2 separate regions of the Homo sapiens genome follow, and region 1 is linked to region 2. Evidence: read pairs that join two places in POLR2A ChIA-PET (ENCODE). Cell type or tissue: Panc1. All regions are shown on one strand. Each heading gives the region's core, and the rest is flanking DNA. Links, peaks and the distances in the headings are about the cores only. Region 1 overlaps KCNH1 (potassium voltage-gated channel subfamily H member 1). Region 2 overlaps HHAT (hedgehog acyltransferase).

Region 1 (5,382 bases), core at 208-5,207, 750 kb before region 2:
TGGACCATACTTTTCTTGTTTTTTATTTTTTCTGTTTCTCTAAGTGGCCACACCTGTAACTGTTGAGAAAGAGAAATAGAATCACAGAATCTTAGTTCTGGGGGGACATGCTATACAATTCATTTTCCACTGTTCCACTGAATCCTCTCCAGAACCTCCCTCCTGATGGTTCTCCAGCCTGTGTTTGACTAGCTTCAGTGATGGGACCCTCACTTTCTCGTGAGGAATATTCTATTTGTAAGCAAGTATAATTGTGTTTCTTTTGCCGCCTTTCCTTGTTTTTCTCTTCTTCTCTTCTCTCTGCCTCTTCCTCCTCCCTTTGTTGCTGTCATTTGGTCTTACCAAAATCTGTCTTCTTATAGCTACCACTTATTTGCAGTCTGCTCCGTGGAACAAAACTGACTTAGCCCATTGTTTTTTCCAGCTGCAAACCTTTAAAAAACTTTTGATAAGTTTTGCATTGTATTCTTCTCCCCTTTTAACCTTTTTAATTGTTCAGTACGACAAATAGAAAAGCACACAAAACAATTTTGTACAGCTTAACATATTTCTATAAAGTGATACTGTATGCCATCGCCACCTGTGTCAAGAAATAGAGTCTTGCCAGACCTCTAGAAGCCCCCAAAGCCTTCCTGATCCTAAGTCCCTCACTCTCCTCCTAAAGGGTGACATCTCCTGATTTTATGGTGATCACTTTCTTGCTTTTCCTCATAATTTTACCAGTTTGTTTTGCATTCCTAAAAAAACCCACTATAGTTAATAAATACTACTGTTTATTTTTATCTGTTTTGGAGCTTTATATGCATGAGATCATATAGCATATATTCTTTTGTCGGGTGGCAATTCCTCTATGTTGTTGCATGTACTGCTTCATTTTCTTTACCTCTTTCTTTTTTTTTTTTTTTTTTGAGACAGAATCTCACTTTGTCGCTGGAGTGCAGTGGCGCGATCTCGGCTCACTGCAACCTCCGCCTCCCGGGTTCAAGCAATTCTCCTGCCTCAGCCTCCTGAGTAGCTGGGATTACAGGTGTGCACCACCATGCCTGGCTAATTTTTGTATTTTTAGTAGATACAGGGTTTCACCATGTTGGTCAGGCTGGTCTTGAACTCCTGACCTTGTGATCCGCCCGCCTTGGCCTTCCAAAGTGTTGAGATTACAGGCACGAGCCACCACGCCTGGCCTGTTGATGCATTTTCACTGCTGCATCGTGCTTTATAGTATGACTGTACCACACATTGTGTCCGATCTGCCACTGATGGATTGTTTCCAGTTTTGTGCTATTAATGCTGCTACAAACATTTTTAGTATGTCTTTTGGAGCATGTGGGCACACATTTCTCTTGGGTGTATACCTAGGATGCACATGTTTAACTGTGGTAGATGCTGTCAAACAGTTTTCCAAAGGTTTTATATTAATATACACTCCCACCAGCCGTGTGTGAGCGTTTCTATCACTGCAGCACATCCTTGCCAGCATTTGGTATTTTCTTCTTTTGTCTTTAGTAGTGATGTTGCCCAAACAATCTAGTACCTAATAAAACAGGGTCATTGAGAGTTATGTTAATAGGAGCACATGACCAAAATTAAATGAAAACAAAACTTGCTCTTGCCCTTTGGGAGGCATCAGTATCCACTGTGGGTTGAAGTATTCTCTCTGAGGAGCTCCCTCACACACGATTGTAAATGATGCGAAAGACTTGTACAGTTTGAATTATGTGCAAAGGGTACATGCAAGTGTGGTGGGATTTTTTTTTTTTTTTTTTTTGGTGTGTGTGTGTTTAGGATATTCATTTTCTTAATTTGAGAAGCAGTAAACCCTGGGGACAGAGATTATGCAAGAATTAGAGCTGGAAGGGAGAAGGAACTAGGAAGTGAATGATTTATATTTGTTTCACTGAAATGAAAACAAAATGACTGAAGGAAAGGCACAGATTTAGTGGAGGAATCAAAACTCAATGGAAAATTAAAACAAAAAGCAAAGGCTAGCTTACGGTTCAGTTTTATAAGCACGATGGACTTCCTATGTGCCCAATACTGTGCTAACAAGTAGGAATACCAAAATGAGTACAGCTTTTGTGATGCTGGGTCTAACAGAGGAATCTATGACGGAGGCCAACATGCTTTGTAAACCTCTCCAAAGATTTAAGGGATGTTATACTGATTCAACACTTACTACATATTTTTCCTTTATAAACACCTCACCCAAAATTATTCTTAGATTTTATAGCTATTTTTTTTTGTGAGGTTGGGTGTGGGATAACCAGATCCCGTAAGTGAATTAAAAGAAGATTGCAGAATGTGTGACATTTTGTTCTGATGCAGTTGAGGTTTCTTTAAACAAACCACATTCCTCTGGGATATCCCATTGCTCTGTCTTCTTTGGCATGCTGTCTTGGGTTGCTCATCCATTGGTGTGAGTTTTTAGCACATCCTAGATACTGGAATTTGCCTGATGCTCTGGCTGTTCTCTAGGCAAGTGCAGTCTTTTTTTTTTTTTTTTTTTGAGATATTATAGGATCTCACTCTGTCACCCAGGCTGGATTGGAGTGGTGCGATGTCAGCTCACTGCAGCTTCTGCCTCCCAGGCTCAAGTAATCCTTCCATCCTCCCACCTCAGCCTCCCGAGTAGCTGGGACTACAGGCATGTGCCACCACACCCAGCTAATTTTTTTTTTTTTTTGGAGACAGAGTCTCGCTCTGTCACCCAGGCTGGAATGCAGTGGCGCAATCTCGGCTCACTGCAAGCTTCGCCTCCCGGGTTCAGGCCATTCTCCTGCCTCAGCCTCCCGAGTAGCTGGGACTACAGGAGCCCGCCACCATGCCCGGCTAATTTTTTGTATTTTTAGTAGAGATAGGGCTTCACTGTGTTAGCCAGGATGGTCTTGATCTCCTGATCTTGTGATCCGCCCGCCTCAGGCCTCCCAAAGTGCTGGGATTACAGGCGTGAGCTACCACCGGCCCCATACACAGCTAATTTTTGTATTTTTTTGTAGTGATGGGGTTTTGCCATGTTGTCCAGAGGGGTCTTGAACTCCTGGGCTCAAGTGATCCACCTGCCTCAGCTACCCAAAGTGCTGGGATTACAGGCGTGAGCCACTGCGCCCTGCTGCAAGTGTGGTCTTGCTGAACAGATCACAGTCTGGCCAACTTCAGCATCTCCCTTGATTCTCACAGTTTCTGCTCTAACAGTGAAACACTCCTGTTAATGACAAAACTACTTAAAATTCTCCTGATTAGGTATTACAGAGTTATGCCAATAGTCAATTTGCTTACTCATACTGATTGTTCATTATGTAAAGTAAAATGACAACTCTTTTGATCAGTCCTATGTTGCATGAAACTGATGTTCTGAAATTAACTGAGTCAATCCTATAATTATTAATGTAATTATTAATTGAGAGTGACTAAAAACCATCATTTCCCATAGCCTTTTAAATGTTCTGCAATCACATCAGGTGCTTCTATAAAGAAGAGAAACGGCCTTCCATCTCCTTTTTCTTCCCTTAAAGCAACGATGTAGACATCCTCCACTGGCATTCTCAGAGTGCTGGAGTCAGCATTTGAAAGTTGATACCGTATTGGCAAATTTTACTGATAATTATCTATGGCTTAACTTTGATTTGTATTAAGAGTGAAGTTGGAAAATGTGTTTTAGGCTAGAACTTCAGGGCCATGTAAAGAAAATGGAGTTAATTTGAGTGATAAGACTATATTTATTTCCATTAAATTGATATTTAAGTTTTTATTTTATTTGCTTTCTTTTCCTCTCAGCATTATGGGGACTGCATATATTAGACTTCTATGCCATCATCATTAAGGCTGTGCTTTAAGCCTCTGTGTGGGCCAAGGTACTGAATAGTTTCTGTTTGCCTCCCTAGAACCACACTCTTCCTTACCAGCCTGTCTCTTGTTGGAGGCTGGGAGGCTGACCTGTATAGAGTACACCTGTAGGCTCCCTTGCTTTCTGGCTTTTGGCTGCCTTCAGCTTGTGGGGTACACCACACGAAATGGGAAGCAAGAGAGAGGTTGTAGTCCTTATTCTTGTTGTTCTTTCCTGCGAGGTCATCTTAGCCTAGCTGTTTTCCCCTGATTAAAGGTTATGTCTCTAGCTTGCTCTCTTTGGGTTTGGGTAGGGTTAGAGACTTAAAGCTTCCAGCTGTTACTAACCCTGGGGTACTGCACAATGTCTTGGGGTTTTCCTAAGTGGTGTGCTGGAGCAGGCTGCAATTGGCTGGTTCTACCTCTTAAGATCTGATTATGTGCATCTGTTCCTTATTCTTGGTTCAGGAACTTCACTTTGGAAGCTTGAAAACTGCTTATACCAAGGTGCAAGGTATTTACACCTTAGAAATTGGCCAGTGTTATAAATCGGGACTCTTTTCTTCCCAGAGTTAGCTTGCTAACACACTACTGCCTATACCTCTCCCACACCTTTGTAAATAGTTCCTTTATTAAACATTCCTCAAATTACCCATTGAGTATGTCATATTTTGCTGCCAAGACCCTGGCTGAGAGAGCCAATTACTTGTTCTTTGGATAAAGTGGTCTCTCTCTCTCTCTCTTTCTTTCTTTCTTTTGACCGAGTCTTGCTCTGTCGCCAGGCTGGAGTGCAGTGGCGCGATCTCGGCTTGCGATTTCCCTGGCTTAGCCTTCTGAGCAGCTGGGACTACAGGCACCCGCCACCACGCCCAGCTAATTTTTCATATTTTAGTAGAGACGGGGTTTCACTGTGTTGGCCAGGATGGTCTTAATCTCCTGATCTTGTGATCTGCCCGCCTCGGCCTCCCAAAGTGCTGGGATTATAGGCATGAGCCAAAAGTGGTTTCTTAACATTTTGTGCAGACCATTCAGTCATGGGGGTGAATTTGGTGAGGGGATGTGCACTTAGGTACTCCTTTCAACACACAAAAACACCTGTGTTCTGTCTGAAGCAGGCAGTATGTGCCTGCCCTTGCTTTTCAGTTCAGTGAGTTGGTTACCTACAAGCTCGATAAAATACTTTCATGTTCCATTTCCATCTTTTTTCATCATTCAAGAATGAGGAAATAAGTGTGTATACTGCATTTGCTATTTTGAAATGATAGCTGATACTTTTTAAATGAAAAAGAGCTCCTAAATTCTAGTCACTCTCCTGTCAGATGAAATTCTCCTTTATGCTTTCCCACCTGGCTGGAACACTCCGGGACAGTGCTCCAGCCTGACTTCATTGAGTGGCCACTTTCCTCATCTTCTCTTCATTTAAAATGTCTCCTCCCCTCCAGCTTCCCAATCCCTACCTCTCACGTGTCCCTAGTAACACCATATTTCCGGGTTTCCTGGTTTTCTTCTTCTCTTTTTGTATCTCCCTCTGGCCTTTGGTCTCATTCTCTCCCCTCAGTCTCT
Region 2 (5,382 bases), core at 267-5,266:
CAGGAGTTCCAGACCAGCCTGGCCGATATGGCAAAACCCCCTATCTAGTAAAAATACAAAAAAAAAAAAAAAAAAAAAATTAGCTGTGCATGGTGGCACATGCCTGTAATCCCAGCTTCTTGGGAGGGTTAGAAGAATCATTTGAACCCGGGAGGCAGAGATTGCAGTGAGCCAAGATTGTGCCACTGCACTCCAGCCTGGATGACAGAGTGAGATTTTTTTTTTTTTTTAATTATTGAACCTAAGGATAGGTCAATAAAAATCACCCAATCTGAACAAGAGAGAGAAAACTGACTGAAAAAATACAGCCTCAGAGACCCTTGATATAAGAACAAAAGATCTGACATTGGTGTCATTAAATTTTCCAGAAGGAAAGAAGAAAAAATATGAGGTTAAAAATACGTTCAAAGAAATAATGGCAAAAAAAAAAGATCTCCAAATTTGGCAAAAAGCATAAACCTACAAATTCAAGAAGCTGAATAAACCCCAATCAAATTAAATACAGCAATTAAAAGACAGAGCTTGGCAGAATGGATTGCTAGAAAAAAGACCCAACTCTGGACTGTCCACAGGAATTCACTTTAAATATAATGAAATGGGGAGGTGGAAAGTTAAAAGATGAAAAAGGATATGGCATACATACATGAATCAAAAGAAAGTGGGAGTGGCTCTACCAATGGCAGATAAAGTAGACTTCAGAGAAAGAAAATCACCAGGGTCAAAAAGGGTCATTGCAGAATGATAAAAATATCTTCTCACCAATAAGATATAAGAATCCTAAATGTGTGTGTGTATATACACATACACACATACATATATATTTAAAAGCATTGTGGTTTTTCAGGGATTAGAGATGAAGAGGAGGAGGGTGAGTATGGCCATCAAAGAGGCAGCACAGAGTAGCTCTTCAAGGTTCTGTATCTTTGTCATGTTGGTGTTTACATGAATCTACACATGTGATAAAACCACATATAACTATATACATATACACAAGTAAGTGCTTGCAAAACAGGTGAAATCTGATTAAAGTCTGTGGGTTGTACTAATGTCAAGTTCCTGGGTTTGAGTTCACTATGGAAGATTCCCCACTGGGGAGCTAACCATCAGGTTCTCCTGTTAGCAACAACAGACACCAGGAACTGCTGGGGGGTGGCAGGGAGGACTGGTAAGGCCTGAAAAACTAACTACTGGGTACTGTGCTCAGTACCTGGGTGACAAGATCATTCATACCCTCAACCTCAGCGTCACACAATATACCCAGGTAATAAACTTGCACATGTACCCCTGGAATCTAAAATTAAAAGTAAGGGATTAAAAAAAAAAAAAAAAAGATTCCCCACTGGGGAAGCTCGGTAGAGGTACACAAGGCCTCTCTGTACTACTGCTGCAACTTCCTGTAAATGTGTAATTGTTTCAAAATAAGATGATGCTAAAGATAACAAATCGTACTCCAAGTCCCATTATACAAAAAGGGCTAAAACGAGTTTCCATGGTTAACCCAGGATGGGATTTAGAACTCAGCTAGCATGGCCTCTACTTCGCCCCCTAGTGGTAGCACCAAAGGCACCCGGTGAATAACAAGGTGTGGAATCTCAAGGTGATGACTCAACATCTCATTTGCATACCCATAGTACCCTGCACATAGTAAATTATTTAAAGCTTAAAAGAATATTTCTTTTGACTCAACATTTCTAACTATGGGAAGATTAAAGAATTCTTTTTGTGCAAACTGTAGGCAGTAATTCTTTTTGTGCGAACTGTAGGCACCATCGGCGTACTAGGAGTTGCGGTTACTGCAACAATGAGTTGAACTAATTTGTAGCATTACACTGGTTTCTCTTCAGATCGAATAAATCTTTCGCCTTTTACTAAAGATTTCCGTGGAGAGAAACAAATCAGTTATAAGCTAATTTTTTGTAAGCCTTGCCCTGGGGAGGCAGATCATGTTTTATAAAAAAAGACTTAAAGAGGAAAACATTATGGTGCAACTTTAGGCTTAAGTGATTCATTGTCACTGTTTGTTTAAACATTGTGTAACAGAACTTGCAAAGACAGTTAACTCTTGTTTTCCATGTCAAAGGTCTGAATACTTGCATGATAAAAGTCTGTGTAACTTTCCCTGGTGACATCTGACTTGCTAATTAGCAACATTAACATTGGAGACACAGACTGGCTTAGACAATTTGGAGACTCCCCCTTAAGTGATGGCCTTTAAGATCCTAAACTCAGCCACATAGTTGGGAGAATTTCTGGTTGCCTGTCTGCAAAAAAGCCCCAAATCCATCCTTCTCTAGATAACATTCTATTATCTATCTACCTAGTAACAAATTCAATGCAAGGTGGTGATGCAAGCTCCTTAAAGGACTCCATCAATTCCACTGATCAGCTTGGTGTAAACTGGTTTCCACTGCTTGCCTAGTAAGTGTTTAATAAACGTACACATGCCAGATAGAATTTGACCTGAGCTTTGCTTTCATTAAACCTGGGAGCAAAATCATGATGGAATAACAAACCTTCATCCATCTCGAACTTTTCGGCAGCTATTGTCATCCCTGAAAGTAGCATCAGTCAGTTCCCCACACAAAGACACCCCACTTTACATCTTCTCCCACGTGCCCCTGTGATCTCGCTCTTACCTTGCTGCTGCTGCTTAATTTCTTTTTAACAAAGGCTTATCAACTGTCATGTCATGATTTTAAAAGGTAATAACCTTTTTAAGAATGCTGACAGGCACCACTTTTAGGAAATGTACTGAGAGAAGGAAATGTTTTCCCTCCTTCCCACTTCCCCATACCTCCCCCCAAATTTCAGATCCCGCCACTATTCAACCTGCCCTAGGCTGGAATAATCCCGTCCCCCTTTCTCTCTGAGTCTTGTTATGGCACTTATATAAGTCTGAATCATGTTACAGCACTTCCATGTTTGTGTGTAAATTAACTTTAATCCACCTCTAAGGACAGTTCTTAACATTGAAAGTATCCAAATGAGGAGTCCACAAAGAGTGAGTTAGCATTTGAAGGATTCTAATCAGAAATCTACTCCCAGACATGACTACAATTCAAATAATTCCAACATGGTACCTAAAGCTGCACCTGAAAGTTTACTAGCATAAGGAATGTTAGAAATAAATATTTTAGTAATGAAAAGCATGGTGCTCAATATGTGATGGATTAAAATTTTTCTCAGGCTCTGATACCCTTGTAATAATGAAGCATGTATGTAAGAATCCCTTGAGGCCAGGTACAGTGGCTCACGCCTGTAATCCCAACACTTTGGGAGGCTGAGCCAGAAGGATCACAAAAAAAAAAAAAAACACCTCCCTTGAGCCCAGCACCCAAAGCACTGAAAGTCTAACACTCTCTTGGTCTGTGTCCTTTGCTTTAATAAGGCTCTATCCTCTAATCAGACTAGAAGGGTAACTGCTTCAGCCAGCAGAATAGAATTGCACCAGCCTCAGAAGGAACTTCCGTGCAAGATGCTTGTTGGAGTACCTAAAGACAGACAATAGAGGCTTCACAAGCTTTCAGGAACAAGTTCAATGATGGTTTTGTACTTCCCTACCTAATGAATGTTTGTACTTGTAGGAGAATTCAGTTAGACACCTTCACTGTTTAACATACCACTTGGTGGCAAGGTTGTGGGAGAGAAGACATTTAACTCCTGTCCATCTCCAAGTGACAGAAGTTACCAAGAGTAAAACCAAAGAACTTTATTTTTGTTAAACAACAAAATAGGCTTGGGTCAGTTCAAAACATAGTACTTCTATTCAAGACTCAGCTCCAATCCACCTATTCCAGAGAGTCTTCTCTGATCATTCCAAGGCTAGAAACTCTCCCAGCAATTTTTGGCTACACCGACTAGGGACAATCATACATATGGAAAACACTTTGTTAAATGGCATGCCAGGGCCAGCTTTCAGGCAGGACCCACGAGCAGGGCCAATTGTCCTGGCTGTGTACAGCTCTGGCCCTTGTTAAATACTTCACACATCAGCCATATTAAAGCTAGGGGTGTCCTCCTGGAATTCTCAAATAGAGTATAAACTTGTTGAGTAGAGAAATAATGCCTCTTAATTCCTTAACCCACAGCATTATCACAACCCAGATCAGAAAGCAGGCAGTAAGCACTGACTTGTAAGCTGACTGGTTTGTGACTGAGAAATTTCTCACCATTCTCAACAGTGGGAATGTCTTCATCTTTGCATCGAACTCCCTCAAACATTAGTAGACTCTTGATAATGTTTGCTGAATTGAGGTGAATATGCCCACTGGGGTTGGGGACTTCTTATAAAGGAACATTGATCTCTTGGCAACGTTTGCTTTGTTTCATGTGTGTAAACTCTGGTGAGTTTACAGAGGTTAGGCCTTAACTCATTTTCATTAAGCCGCAGCCCCTCAAAGATTATTCCAGCATGTCTGTCATCTCTCTGCTTCCCTCCATCTGATGGGAGCAGATTAATAAGTGATTTGGCTGTGTGCGTGAATGTTCAGCCTGTCTTACCAGAAAACTGGATTTTATACAGTTTTTCCCCTTCCCAGAGAGGCTTGCTTAGCAGAGACAGATTCCTGTGTTCCATGCCAGCCCCTCCAAAGAATGTGGGTTGAAGAGTCTCCAAAATGTCAGGGGCAAGAAACCCATGGATTAGGCCAGGCAGGGTGGCTCACACCTGTAATCCCAGCACTTTGGGAGGCCAAGGCAGGTGGATCACTTGAGGACAGGAGTTTGAGGCCAGCCTAGCCAGCATGTTGAAAACCTGTCTCTACTAAAAATACAAAAAGTTAGCCAAGTATGATGGCACATGCCTGTAGGCCCTGCTTGGGAGGCTGAGGCACGAGAATCGCTTGAACTTGGGAGGCAGAGGTTACAGTGAACCATGGTTGTGCCACTGCACTCTAACACAGGCAATAGAGTGAGACTCTGTCTCAAAAAAATAAATAAGAAAAAAAAGAAACCCATGATTGGTGATGGAAGGTCAGGTTTGCTTCCTTCTTGTGAACACAAAGAATGCCGGCTCTTTACCCATCAGTACATGACCTTTTGTCTAGTCTCATCCATGCTAGATTTTCTTCCTGACATGTAAATTTGCGGACAGGTAGGAAAAATGTAAGATGTTAGTGATTTCCTGGTGAGAACAGGAATAGGAATTGTAGCTCTCTGCCTAACGTAAAAATAGGATCTGCAGCCAGGTGTGGTGGTTCATGCCTGTAATCCCAGCACTTTGGGAGGCCAAGGCTGGTGGATCACGAGGTCAGGAGATCAAGACCATCCTAACTAATGCGGTGAAACCCCGTCTCTACTACAAATACAAAAACTTAGCTGGGCATGGTGGCACATGCCTGTAGTCCCAGCTACTCGGGAGGCTGAGGCAAGAGAATCGCTTGA

The links. ChIA-PET counts read pairs that join two places held together with the same protein. Peaks named below come from ENCODE experiments on the same cell type or tissue, not always from the same donor. Only the 100,000 strongest peaks of a DNase experiment are listed, where the experiment ranks them.
Region 1: POLR2A ChIA-PET joins it to region 2 with 13 read pairs; 6 of 35 experiments call an interaction of 5 or more read pairs at or near these places.

What each region holds. Positions count from the first base shown.
Region 1 is chr1:211,123,809-211,129,190 of GRCh38, reverse strand. All of the region lies in intron 1 of KCNH1 (potassium voltage-gated channel subfamily H member 1), which reads left to right. Among named protein-coding and RNA genes, the nearest start is that of KCNH1-IT1, 6.9 kb to the left of the region's middle. In Panc1, for the core only: no CTCF peak of the experiment used is centred there; no DNase peak of the experiment used is centred there; H3K27me3 peaks cover 883 bases.
Region 2 is chr1:210,370,712-210,376,093 of GRCh38, reverse strand. All of the region lies in intron 3 of HHAT (hedgehog acyltransferase), which reads right to left. It also overlaps the pseudogene RNU5A-8P. Among named protein-coding and RNA genes, the nearest start is that of HHAT, 45 kb to the right of the region's middle. RefSeq lists a silencer at 1,457-1,546 and enhancers at 1,222-2,133, 2,134-3,046. In Panc1, for the core only: CTCF peaks have their summits at 1,330 and 1,543 (motif pointing left); DNase peaks (open chromatin) are centred at 1,663, 1,863, 2,293 and 3,593; H3K27ac peaks cover 2,828 bases.